Regions from separate parts of the Homo sapiens genome. Here all the other regions are linked to region 1. A link is a contact called in ENCODE Hi-C or POLR2A ChIA-PET data. All regions are on one chromosome and are shown on one strand. Each heading gives the region's core, a stretch centred on a gene start or an enhancer-like site at or near the end of the contact. The rest is flanking DNA. Distances are from core to core; before and after follow the strand shown.

Region 1 (4,185 bases), core at 172-2,671:
CAAACCCAACGGCTCCCTGAGGCTAAGATTGCTGGTGCTTTTTACAAAGTTCAATGGTGTTACAATTCCTGATCTAAACTGGAAAAACAAAGTTCCACGGCTCCAATGATACCAAACCACGAGCTCTAGTATGGAGGCTCATAATTCCTTTTAACGTCTAGGGCATGACCAATTGCAATAGAGAAAAAAGGAGTCCTCAAAAGTAGCCTTCCAAAAGATGAGGAGGGGAAACTACAGGGTATTTTCCTTCGTATTCCAATCACCGGAATTCCCTCCACCAGCATACTCTGCACAGCTGATTTTTGGCGACTTATTATCTGGGCAATTTTAACCATTTGGACTCCAAAAATCAAACACATTGAGGGAACACGCCACAAGTGTCAGCTAAGCTTCACAAGCGGTTTTCCAAACATCTCAGAGCTAGAGGGGTTGAGGGCACAGCGTTTTCCTGGGATCACATGTGCTGTCTGCCATACCACCTCTGCACTATTTGGCACCGATCTCCCTCACTGTTAAGGAAACACATGCTTAAAAACAACCGAGCAGTAGATGACCCAAACCTATTCCTCCCGTCCCCCGCAAACCCGGAGATGCAGGTGAACGGTGCATTTGAGAGCAGCAGCCTGAGAAGCAGCGTGAGACAAGGGCCCGGCTTGTCTGCCAAGAACCCCTGGGGCCCGAGACTGCTTCGAGCCACTCCATCCCATCCTGGCACGCGGGTGGCACTGCCAGGCGCCGCGGGGACCCGACAGGCGGCATCACGCACATACCTGCGGCAGGTGTGCGGAGCCGCCTTCTTCCGGGAAAGTGCTGGGTTGGGGGGATGATGGGGCGCTGGGGGGTGGATCCCGGCTGCGGGCTGCGCCCGGCCCTCAGCGCTGGGGACCCCCGCTGCGCGCTTTCTCCGCGCACCCCACGCGCGCCAGGAGGAGACCGCGCGCCCCACGCCCGTGGAGAGGAGGGGACGCGCTCCCCCCGGCTGCCGCCGCAGTGCCTCCCGGCCCCTAGTAGGGGGCGCGCCAGAGTGCCAGGCGTCGCTGCGAGGCCCCTCGGCCTCGCGGGACCCGCCGGGGCCCCTTCTTGCCCCTCGCCCTCACCTGGTTGAGGCAGTCCTCGCCGTTGGCTTTCGCCTCCACCTCCACCTCCATCAGCACCGCGTCCGGCCTCGTCACATAACACAGCATGGCTGGGGCTGCCGCTGCCGCCACAGCCGCCTTCTCTTTGGTGTGCGCGGGGCTGCCGCCTTGTCACTGGTGGGACCCAGCCCCGGACTCGGAGAGGGCTGGCCCTCGAAGGCTGCAGCTCTGCGGACCCTTGTCCGGGGCCCCGCGGCCGCCACTCGCGTCCCCGCCACCCCCTCACCCGCTGCCCGCCAGCTGCCCCTGTCCTCCGCGGTGGCGCCGCACTCCAGCAGCCCAACTGCCTGCGCTGCGACAGGGACTCTGCTGATATAGCGGCCCCGCCCCCTTCAGCTCGGGTCCCCGCCAATCACGGCCTCCCTGCCCCTCCTCCCCCGCCCGATCAGCCAATAGCGGCGCCCCTCGACCGCGGCCCCCGCCTCCCAGAGCCGGCTGAGTTTCCCTGGCCGCCCCGGGAGGTGGCAGCTTGCGGGCGCCGAGTGCTGCGGGAAGGGAGGGAGACCCCGGAACACACCAGCCGCCTCTGTCCGCTGGGCGACGCTGCTCAGAGTGAGCGATCGCCCGGGGCTCCAGGCGGGGACGCCTTTCTGCCGTCTCGAATTTACGGTGATTAAACACCTCCAAGCTGCCACTGTTCTTCAAATATCTTGGATCACTCTGAGCACGCATTTCGGTTGTGAAAGCAAAAAGGAAAAGGAGCAACCCAAAGCCTAAAGAAAACTGTTCTCGTCCGGGCATGGTGGCTCACGCCTGTAATCCCAGCACTTTGGGAGGCCGAGATGGGTGGATCACCTGAGGTCAGATTCGAGACCAGCCTGGCAAACATGGTGAAACCCCCGTCTCTACTAAAAATACAAAAAAAAAAACAAAATAGCCAGGCGTGGTGGCGGGCACCTGTAATCCCAGCTACCTGGGAGGCTGAGGCAGGAGAATCGCTTGAACCCAGGAGGCGGAGGTTGCAGTGAGCTGAGATTGTGTCACTGCACTGTAGCTTGGGCAAGAAGAGCAAAAAACCCTGTCTCAAAAAAAAAAAAAAAAAAAAAAAAAAAAAGAAAAGAAAAAGAAAAAAGAAAAAAAAAAGAGAAAAAGAAAACTCTTTTCCACCAGGATTAGCCACAGTGGGTTGCTTGGAGGCAGAATTGTTGTTCCTTATTAAGACCTCATCATTGAGAAAAACAAAATCTGAGTATGAAAGTTTTTGCAGCTGACCAGTGAGCCAGGTGTCTTGGTCTAGTGCTGGTGTGTTACACTCCGGAAGGGCTTCTCCTTACTCGTTCTGCTGAATCAAAACGCCTTACAGGGTACCAGGCCCTCTCTCAGGTTGCTCATTCTACCTCCTGTCTTATCTCACTCATTCATTAAACATTTGTGCAGCACCTGATACCCTGCCTGTCCCTTCTCACAGGCAACCAGATGTTGTCCTCGTCTTAAGGTAAGGTGCTCATCTCCTGACCTAACAGGTGGCATTACTGCAATATTAGCTATTAAAGGTCTACAACCCTTCACTCATTTACCGCTTGTTCCTCTTTGCCAATATATTACATAGCCTACCTTTTTGATTTCTTTATAGGAGCCAGATGATGTGGGTTTCAGCCGTGGAAACTTAGCAAACTTACTTCAGGCCAGCTCGATGGCTCACACCTGTAATCCCAGCACTTTTGGAGGCCGAGGCAGGAGGATCGCCTGAGCCCAGCAGTTTGAGACCAGCCCGGTTTCGCAACACAGCGAAACCCCATCTCTACACAAAATACAAAAAATTAGCCAGGCGTGGTGGCGCCTGCCTGTAGTCTCAGCTACATGGGAGGCTGAGGTGGGAGGATCACTTGAGCCTGGGAGTTCGAGGCTGCAGTGTGCTGTGATCCCCCTACTGCACTCCAGCCTAGGCGACAGAGCAAAAGACCCTGTCTCTAAACAACAACAACAACAAAAAGAAAACAACGAAAGAAAAAAAAAGAGAAAACTTACTTCATCTGTCTGAAGCTTGGTGTTGTCAACAGTAAAATGGAGATGGCAATATCTGCTCTGTCTCCACCCAGCATTGTTGGGAAGCGCAGCAAAGATAATAACGTTCACAAAAGCATTTGAATGTCCCCGTGTATGTAAGGGGAGCTATAAGTTCAGTGCCTTCACTGCTTAATGATGACTTTTCCTGTCCCTACCCCCCTTCACGAGTCCCAAGGATCTGTTAGTGGCCTTTATTTCCGAACAACCAGGTACGATATCAGAGCCCAAGGCTAAAAAAAAAGGAGGGATCCTCCCACACACAGTTCTTTGCTAAAGCTGACCGAGTAAAACTGTAAACTGTCCAAGTCCTAACCCCCACTGTTGCAGAGGAACAGGTGCACTCTCACATCTTTCTGTCTTATAAATACACCTCATGCTATTGTGGGCTGAAACAGTCCCTTCTTGTATTAACTGCAGTGCCTATTCCCTGAATTCCAGTTTACTAATAATCTGGGGAATTTATCTGGAAGATAGCGTTTGGTTCATTCCTTGTCTACTTTATGCTTAATTGCTAGAAGTTTCAGAAGAGGAAGAAGAGGCGAGGGGCAATAGGGAGACCAGTTATATTGGTTAGTATTTTTGTTTATGAACAATAGAAACTAAAGCTGGCTAACTGGAAACTCATAGAATCAATGGGACCAGGTGTGGAAATGAGTAGAACGGGAAAATATTGGTTGGCCAAGAAAAAAAAAATAAACAAAAATAAAACAAGCAAACACCCAAACCAAATACCCACTTTGTGGACTACTTTAAAAATAACTTATATTTTTGGTTTTAGCAGGGATTTTTCTTTTGCAAGTATGATTTCATTGTTTTTTTAAAAAATCTAAGCTTGTAAAATAGTTTGTAGAAGCATAGGTAAAATCTGACATGTTTATTTTATTTAAAACTTTTTGGCCAGGCGTGGTGGCTCATGCCTGTCATCCCAGAGCCCTGGGAGGCCGAGGCAGGCAGATCCCTTGAGCCCAGGAGTTTGAGATCAGCCTGAGCAAAATGGCAAAACCCCATCTCTACTAAAAATATAAAAAATTAGCCAGGCATG
Region 2 (4,347 bases), core at 1,044-3,543, 560 kb before region 1:
CAAATTCAGTGCTCTTTTTAGTATTTCAAAGGATACTAAACATTTGCTCACATCTCTGATGTTCTTTGTGCTGTATGTGTAGTAACTCATTTAATCCTCACAGTGGCCCTGTTAGTAGGTAGATATCAGTTCTTCTGGTACTATTACGATTCTCATCTTCAGAGCTGAGGCCACTGAGAGGCACAGAGAAGTTAGGGCATGCACTAGTGAGTGGCGGAGCTGAAATCTGAACTTAGAGCTTTGGCTCCAGAGCCCATGCACTCCACCATTATGCTACATGGCTACTCAGTGTACAGATACACTGAGCTTAAGTAGAGGAGAAAGCTTATCTATCCATATCTTCCCATCTGCAAAGACCTCTGCCTGTATGGGAGGTCTGGGCTCGTTCTGACTAAGGTTTTGAACCCAGATCTGCCAATTTGAGATCTTGGGCCCATTACTTAGCCTGAGCTTCAGTTTCCACATCTCTAAAGTGAAAATATAGAACATGGAATGTACCTGTAAGAACACAATGGAATACAGGTAAAGTGCCCAGCACACTGCTTATTCCTTAGCCTTCATGTTTTAGAAAGTGGTTGCTATTGTTTTTGTTGTTGGTGGTGGCGGTAGTGGTCTTCTTCTTATTATTATTTATATATTTACAATGGCCAAAATTATATGAAATGTTTTCCAAAAATTAGGTATTTGTACCCTTCATATGAATGTGTGTGTTAATTGGGTATAATTGTCTTTCTTGAGTCTTTAAAATAGACAAATCTTTTGATTACATTTGTTAATATTATTGTACCTACCTATATCTGACTTGACTTACAATTTTACTTCATTAAATACATAGCAAGTCATCTGAGAACCCAAAGTAATCATACAGATTACTTGCCATATAGTTAATTTGTGACTGTGATATGGCTGCTAAGGTAGAGGTTTGAATTTAAAAGCACAAAGAAAAATGTTTACTTCAATGGTTACAAATAGATTAATCATATAAAGTACATATTTGCAGAGTCTCGCTCAGTCGCCCAGGCTGGAGTGCAGTGGCATGATCTCGGCTCACTGCAACCTCCGCCTCCCAGGTTCAAGCAATTCTACTGTCTCAGCCTCCTGAGTAGCTGGGACTACAGGTGCGTGCCACCACGCCCGGTGTATTTTTAGTAGAGATGAGGTTTCACCATATTGGCCAGGCTGGTCTCGAACTCCTGATGTCAGGTGATCTGCCCGCCTCGGCCTCCCAAAGTGCTGGGATTACAGGCTTGAGCCACCACACCCGGCCTATTCTAAGGCTTGTTCTAAGGCTCACAGATGGCACCTTCTCTGTGTATCCTCACATGGTGGAAGAGGCAAAGCAGTTCCTGGGGGAGTTCTTTGATAAAGGTGCTAATTCCATTCAAGAGGGCACCTCCCAAGGGCTCCACTCCCTAATACTATCACGTGGGGAGTTAGGATTCGACATGTGAATTTTGGAGGCACACAGACATTCAGGCCAAGGCATAAACAGTGACCACTTTTGTTCTGTCTGTCCACACACTGCCTAGAGCTTCCATTTATTTCAACTACATTTGCTTTTTTCTTATTTATCTGTTCAGAGTATCTTCTCAGTGGCTATTTATTTACCACCCTTTAACATGTTTTCTTGACATTGTACTTCAGCCTGTATATGCTTTGCAACTCAGGAACTATGCTGGCTTAACTAATAGTACCTACTTAACAGGTGAAACTGACAGTAACAGCTTAATAGGTGCTTTCCATTTTTAACATACCTCAGCTTTTTATAAATACAAAAAACTCTCAATCTTTTAATGTGGTTTTAAATTTTAAACAGGTCTTCTTTCATTTTCCTTTACAGAAAACTGTAATACTGCATATGCATTTTCAAACTATGCATATTTCTTCTTCATTCCATGTGGAAGTTTTTATTCAGCCTTTCAGTAAATTTTACTTAGCTTGTCCCATGGATGCCGTAGGTGTAAGGAATATGATAGTGAACAAGACAGACAGAGCTCCTCCCCTCAGGGAGCTTTGCCATGATACACGATGATGACAATGATAAAAGGAGCAAATAATGATTTGGGACCTGATTCCAAAGGGATATTTCTGCGACACTTACAATGAAATTCCAACCTGGCACCATCTTTTTCACTGCAGAATGCATGAAGGTGGTTGCATCATGTCATTTCGACATGCATTTAAATGTAATGAAAGGCACAAGTAGTGATTGCAAACACTACAATAAGTTGCTTGTTGACTCTCTTACTGTCTTCCTTCTTATCTCCCTTTCTTCCTTTGTCTCATTCTCAGTTTTCAGAGCTTAGTCATTATTTCGTAATCCTCTCCTAAAATGAAATCTGGGGCTCTAAGGACAGGAGGCACAGGTTGTGTTTGAACAGCATCATCGTGCTTTATGAAGGGGATTGGAGGGGAGATTCTGCCCCACAGTATGGTCAGGTCTCGCTCCAGGCAGCACTGACTACATTGGTGCTGGTTGGGTAACTGTGGCTCGGCAGGTCACTCTCCCTCTTTCCACCTCCGTTTTCTCATTATTAGTAGAAGTCGAAATAGCATGGTTTTCTAAGGCCTCTGCCAATCTACAATTCTGTGATTCATATGTTCCTAAACACTTGAGTTACTTTTTCTCAATAAATGGAAATATATTTTCCAATGAGGCTGGAAATACATTTTCCAATTATCCTCTCCCCTGGTTTATAACATATCATCAATGTGTTGGGACTTCTAACACTGCTTCTGCTGTAAGCCCATCAAGAGGTTAATTACCTTTGAAGAATGAGGAACTGCTGGAAAAGAACTGTAAAACCTTCAAGAGAACTTTGGAGTTAATCCCTCTGGTAATAGGAATCAATGTCACTCACACATCTAGTTGCCAGTGGAGGAGGAATAACAGCACTGGGCCAAGTAGACTTGAAGGAAGGCAGGTTGCTGATAGAGTGGAGAGCTGAAGATTCTGAATCAAGCTCATCATGACTCTCTTCCTCCTCTTTGAGGCTACCCAATCAGAGCAAAAACAGTATTTTAAAAAACCTCAACTGGATGAGCCTGATGCAGTGGTGTGCTCATGCAGTCCCAGCCAAAGGGTCACTTGAGCAGAGGAGTTCAAGGCCAACTTGGGCAACATAGTGAGACCCCGTCTCTAAGACAAATAATAAACATCAAAATTAAAATTAAAAAAAACCCAACCCAGTGTTCCCTTCAGAATCCTGAGTGGTTTGTTTCATCTTCCTCTATTCTGGCTTGTGTCATCTTCCTCTCTTGTAATGGATAAAAACTCCAAATGAAGACAAAAATGAGGAATTTGTCAAAAAAATTGAATTGCCAACAAAAGCCATCTTTGGTTGATCAAACGGTACAGACGTTTCAGTTAGACAAGAGGGCTAAGTTTCTGAGACCCATTGTACAGGATTATTAATATTATTCATTTTTAGCCCTCATAATAAGGTATTATAAATGTCAAGATTGCTAAAAGAATACGTTTTTAAATGTCTTCATTATAAAAAATAAGTATGTGAGGTGATGGACATATTAATCAGCTTAATATAATCATTTTATAGTATATGTAGCTATATCAAAACATCACATTATAACCCATAACTACATGCAATTATTATTTGTCAATTAAAAATACAAATCTAGGCCAAGGTGGGAGGATCCCTTGAGCCCAGGAGTTTGACAGCAGCTTGGGCAACATAGGGAGACTCCATCTCTACAAAAAAAAAAAAAAGAAAAAAAAAAGAAAAAAAAAGGAAGGAAAAAAAAGAAAAAATTGACTGGGTGTGGTGGCTCTTGCCTGTAGTCTCAGCTGCTCGGGAGCTGAGGTGGGAGGATCCCATGGGCCCAGGAGTTTGTGGCTGTAGTGAGCTATGATCATGCCACTGCGCTCTAGCCTGAGCAAGAGAGTGATACCCTGTCTCAAAAGTAAAAACTTACAACAATATAAAAAATAAAAATTTAAATTATAAAAAGCCATCTTCTTTCCCACTCCTTCCCATTTTGATACAACAGTCCCAGACCCCAGACTTGCTTTCCTCATGAGTCATGCAGACTCAAGTATTGCAGTTCCAAAACACTGCCTGACTCACCAGCTCCATCCAAAAGAGTATGTATTGTCTTCATATGCCAGATAGGAAATTCCTGCTGCATATAGGAAAAGCAGTGTGTTTAAATACATGGACACACACACACATACACACACACAGAGTACACATATACACATCTGCATATACACGTACACATATGCGCACATATTCATACTATATATGTACATACACATGCAATACACATGTATACACACCACACACACACATACACACACATGCATCTCCAAGTCTATTTCCATGCTTT
Region 3 (4,292 bases), core at 802-3,301, 620 kb after region 1:
CCCAGATGGGACAGGAGGAACATCAGCTTTCACCAAGGATAGATTCTGAAGTCCTCGGGGGCTGAGGCAGATCATGTAGCTGAGCAGGACCAGGAAACCAAGAACAGAGCCAAAGGGCAGAGGCCATGGGCCCAGGTGCACCAGGCACAGGCCACAGGGAATGGCAGACGCTGCCCAGTACTGGAAACCCGCCCCTCACTGCCTCAGAAAGAATGGGTAAGAGCAGAGTGCGTGGGGGCTGGAGTGACAAAGTAGGGCGGAGAGGGAGGCCACCTGCTCCCCAGGGAGGAAGGACGCACTGCAGGACCGAGGGAGGGCCACGCGTGGGCAGAACAGAGGGACAGCCTCTGTGTGGCCTGGTCACTGTGGGTGAGGCAGCCACCTCCGGCGGCCAGAAGCTCCGCCGAGGTCCCACAGCCGGCTCCAGAGATGGGAGCACAGCAGGTCTCCTGGGCAGAGAGCGCCCTCCCTCTTCTGGGGGCAACCCCGGAGCTCTCAGGCCAAGCACTACATGCGAGGGCGCCGGCAGGGCCAGGCGGGCTCACCATGGACAGGTAGCACAGGTGCTGGCAGATCTGACACCTCCTCTCTGACGTCTCCAACTGCAGCCACTTTCGAGGCTTTTTCTTCCCGTCCGCCACCGTGCTGCTGCCATCGTGGCTGCCATAGCGTGCGGAGGAGTGGAGGCCAGCCTCGAACAGCTGCCTGCGCTGCCGCAGCTCTGTATCCCTGCCAGACACGGGAGACGGCCCGCACCTTTAGTGACGGCCTGCCATGCTCACCAGCAGAGGGGACACACGCACCCCACACCGGCCTCCCTGCAGACACACCCTCCTGTCAGGAAGTGAGGCCTGCTCGGGGGGTGAGCCCCCGAAGGGCAGCCGGGTCCAGCTCTCTGGCGTGGGCTCTGGGGGTCTGTTACCTGAGCTCATCCAGGAGGGCTGAGATGGTACTGAGAGTGGGACCGTTTTCTTTTTTTGCTTCTGCTTGTGCAATCTGGTAGAGTAACTTCTCCATGGAGAATGGCTTAGCTATATGGCGACGCTTCATTTCCTGAAAGAGGAGTCACATCCCTTTAGGGTGGATTTTCATTACTAGGCAGCTGTCAAGGTTCTTCTTGGTGGAGGGGGCAGGCAGGCTGTCTGAATTTCTAAATCTTGAATTGCATTTAGATTAAAAACTCTTCAAAACTTTGCCTCCCTGTGAGAAAGGCACCACATACCAGGAAAAGTCATAGCACTTCGCCGCTACCCAGAGGCAGCTGCCACTCCCTCACGATGGGTGGAGGTTCTCTGTCCATTCTAAGCAATTACCTTGAGCATCTTCAACAGTTTTCCAATACTGGAGGGGTCTGTCAGTAACGGTCTGATCAAAACTCTTTGTGATACAAACAAATCCCTAACAACTTTTCATTCCTAGAAGACCTTTCAACCACGTCTTAAGAATTTCAAAGACATATTCCAAAAGGAACTATTGACAAATAGACACGCACACGCAGGGATGCTTCTGTGTGCGCTCACGCACGGCACTCACAGGGATGCGGGGGCAGCAAGCGGGAGGAGGCCGGCTCTGCTCACCTTGGCGGTCTCAAAGCCCATACTTGTCCACTGGGTGGTAGCAAAGTGCACGGTTTCAGACACGCTGTACCCACAGCACACTTTGGACACAAAGGATCCCGGGAAGCAGACGACAAACTGGCCACTCTGCTGCACGGTCCTGTGCACCTTGATCCCCTCTTTGCACAGCACCTCCGGGGAGATCTGGGGAGACAGGGCCAGGCTGAGGCACCCCTCCCTGTGCGCAGGGACACCTGCAGTCTTCAGGTGACGTATGCGCACCCTAAGAGGCCTGCTCTCAAGGAGATAAGATTGTTTTATGTGGAAAATAAAAAGACGTCATTCATAACACAAGAAGGAGCTTCTAAACTGCACTGGTCCAAGAGTGATGACAGGTTCATGCACAGCTGAGGACATGATGACCACACAGGCCCCTCTGTCCCCACGTGGCAATGCCAGGGCTGGAAACAGGACAAGGTTACACAACCAGGAGGCTGCCGGGCTCATCTCCAGAGCCAAGTAGGCCACAGGCCCACAGGCTGGGCTTACAAAGGAGTCCCCCGTCCATCTCTTCTCTAAGATGGACAGGCGGGACCGGCAGGGTCAGCAGAGGCCAGAGAAGCTGGTCAGAACTCAGCTCAAAGCAGCACTTCCCAGGAACTCACCAGCCCCATGACTTCCTGAAAACAGGTGAAGAAGCCTTTGTGCTCATTCCTCTCACATGCCCAGAAGGTAGGAGCGGCGGGCACAAGAAATCCCAGGGCCCACAGCAGCCCACAACACAAACAAGCCCCAAAACAGATGCAAAGGCCGTGCAAAACCCCAGCGCCCTGTGCAATCTGATGGAAGGTCAGTTTGGCTTTTGTGTCAGAGGACCTTTCCCTTTGCACCCTGGGGATTTGTTTTGCTGTGTCCTCATTGCCTTTGAAAGGCGGGTTCATGGGAAACCATGTTCAAGTGCCTAGGAGGTCCTACAGCTCCTGCTGGAGGCGGTGGCTGAGTGGACGCACCATGACGTTGCTTTCCAGCATCTGCAGCCCTGGGGTGCCATTGGCTTGCAGCAGGGTGTGGACCACATCTTCCAGCTTGTTCTCCTCCTCAGCAGGAATGCAATACCTGGGTCATTGAGAGACACAAGAGACAAGCAGAGACTTGACAAGGGCCTCCTGCATGTACTGGGCCACCCCCGTCACCCTCAGGGACCCGAGCACACGAGAGGCTCTGCTCCACGCCGGCAGGGATGGCGCACTGGCCTGGCTGGGTGCCTGGTCACTGCTGGCTCCCATTTCCCATGGCAGCAGTGCCACGTCCACCTAGCACACAGCCAAACCACAGTGCATCCGCGTTGCGAGATGCTCATCTTTTATGGAGATCTGACCCACCTGGTGAGCCAAAAAGCCTTCAAACCACAAACAGATGTTCACAAACCCCTAGAAATCAGAACCAGACACACTGCGGCCTCCACGAGCCTCTTCTGAGGCTCCAGCACTGCACCCTCCTTCTGTTAACAGAGGCCACTGCAGGAGCAGCACCTGATAATGTCCTCACAAGGAATACGTGGCTCCCTCGGCCCTCCAGACAGGAACAGTAAACCCTGCCCTCTACAAATGCACAGAGAGTTGGGGAAGGAGCCAGGCTCATGCACATGTGCCACCTCAAGGCCAACTCCTTGGCAGATGCTGTGGTGAAGTAGGGGTCAGGGGATAGCTAGGGGCCCCCAGCTCTGCTCCCCACTGGAGAGTTTTACGTGTTAGGACCCAGCCTACCCGGCATCAGGCACATACAGCAAGACACACAGGAGGATCAAGGGCTCATAGGCCTCTGTCAGAGGGTGGCCTGGGGAAGTGGTGGCTCACAGACCCTCCAGGGTATAACCATGGCAGGGGTCCTCAAGTGTAAGAAAAGGTGGGAGGTACAGGTAGAAAGTAACCTACACGGCCTCCTCACGGCAATCACAGGGAGGGGAGGAGGTTTTGCCCATGTCCTTGGAGCCCACCAGGGCCACACTTCCACTCACAACGTGTGACGCCCCTGGTGTCAGGCTCACAGCATGAATGAGGGGGATGTGAGGGGAGGCCCCCCGCAAGGCAGGGGTGCAGGGATGGCTGCCCTGCCCCTGGGTGTCTCAGGCTGTCTGAGGGGCTCCTCCCCAGGCAAGAGGAGGACATCAGTGTGGAGAGGGGCCTGACAGGTCTTCAGGATGCTAAGCCAGTGAAGCCATCAACCACCATTAAACACAAAGATGTGGGCCAGCAGCTCAGGGCAACACCGCCAGCCCCTCCCCACAGCCCCCGCCCCCCAGGTCCAGGCGGGCAGCAACTCTGCAGCCCCTATGTGTCTGTGATGAAAGCATTTCTCTCTGAGGCCAAATCCTGGTTTCAGTTGCTCAGTGAAGGAAGTATTTTTTTTAATGCTCATGTTATTTTCAATGCCAACATATTCTGTTACTGATTGGTAATTTAAATACAGGGTTTCTAACCTAAATCACATGTTTTAAGAAAAACTACACACCATCATGTTCTCTGATCCTATCCCTGCCTTTTCTTTCTCTCCTGTCAATGAGGTTCCAGGAGTGAGTCTTCAAAAAGCCCACACAGGGTATCACATTTTGCTATCTGTGACTCAACGTCAAGCCATAAGCAAACCCACACGGAAGAAACTCGGGCCTGAGGTCACTGGCCTGGGGATGACCCCAGAACACAGGCCATGCCACAGCCAGTGTAACTCCTCCACAGG

What was found. A loop is a pair of places that touch in the nucleus more often than their neighbours do. ChIA-PET counts read pairs that join two places held with the same protein, here RNA polymerase II (POLR2A). Pooled maps may share reads with other maps.
Region 2: a loop to region 1 is called in a pooled map, with 3 times the contacts of the local background. The contact joins the enhancer-like site here to the promoter of MYLIP in region 1. A Hi-C loop is called at or near these places in 2 of 50 pooled maps. POLR2A ChIA-PET finds 5 or more read pairs at or near these places in 2 of 52 experiments (activated T-cell and activated naive CD4-positive, alpha-beta T cell).
Region 3: a map of gastrocnemius medialis shows a loop between it and region 1 (4-fold over the local background). The contact joins the enhancer-like site here to the promoter of MYLIP in region 1. A Hi-C loop is called at or near these places in 1 of 168 maps with a recorded cell type or tissue (gastrocnemius medialis) and 2 of 50 pooled maps. POLR2A ChIA-PET finds 5 or more read pairs at or near these places in 1 of 52 experiments (OCI-LY7).

Annotation. Positions count from the first base shown.
Region 1 is chr6:16,126,322-16,130,506 of GRCh38, reverse strand. It overlaps MYLIP (myosin regulatory light chain interacting protein), which reads right to left and starts at 1,421. Exons shown (of 7, transcript NM_013262.4): 1 at 1,098-1,421. The coding sequence starts at 1,184. RefSeq lists a silencer at 740-1,739.
Region 2 is chr6:16,688,902-16,693,248 of GRCh38, reverse strand. All of the region lies in intron 2 of ATXN1 (ataxin 1), which reads left to right. Among named protein-coding and RNA genes, the nearest start is that of ATXN1-AS1, 70 kb to the left of the region's middle. Within about 2 kb of position 2,293, at least 4 of the 41 ENCODE cell types and tissues checked have a DNase peak (open chromatin) inside an H3K27ac peak, as active enhancers do.
Region 3 is chr6:15,509,676-15,513,967 of GRCh38, reverse strand. It overlaps JARID2 (jumonji and AT-rich interaction domain containing 2), which reads right to left. Exons shown (of 18, transcript NM_004973.4): 13 at 2,567-2,672; 14 at 1,578-1,760; 15 at 923-1,053; 16 at 546-729. Among named protein-coding and RNA genes, the nearest start is that of DTNBP1-AS1, 34 kb to the left of the region's middle. RefSeq lists an enhancer at 199-1,177. Within about 2 kb of position 2,051, at least 9 of the 41 ENCODE cell types and tissues checked have a DNase peak (open chromatin) inside an H3K27ac peak, as active enhancers do; they include gastrocnemius medialis, where a contact is called at or near this core.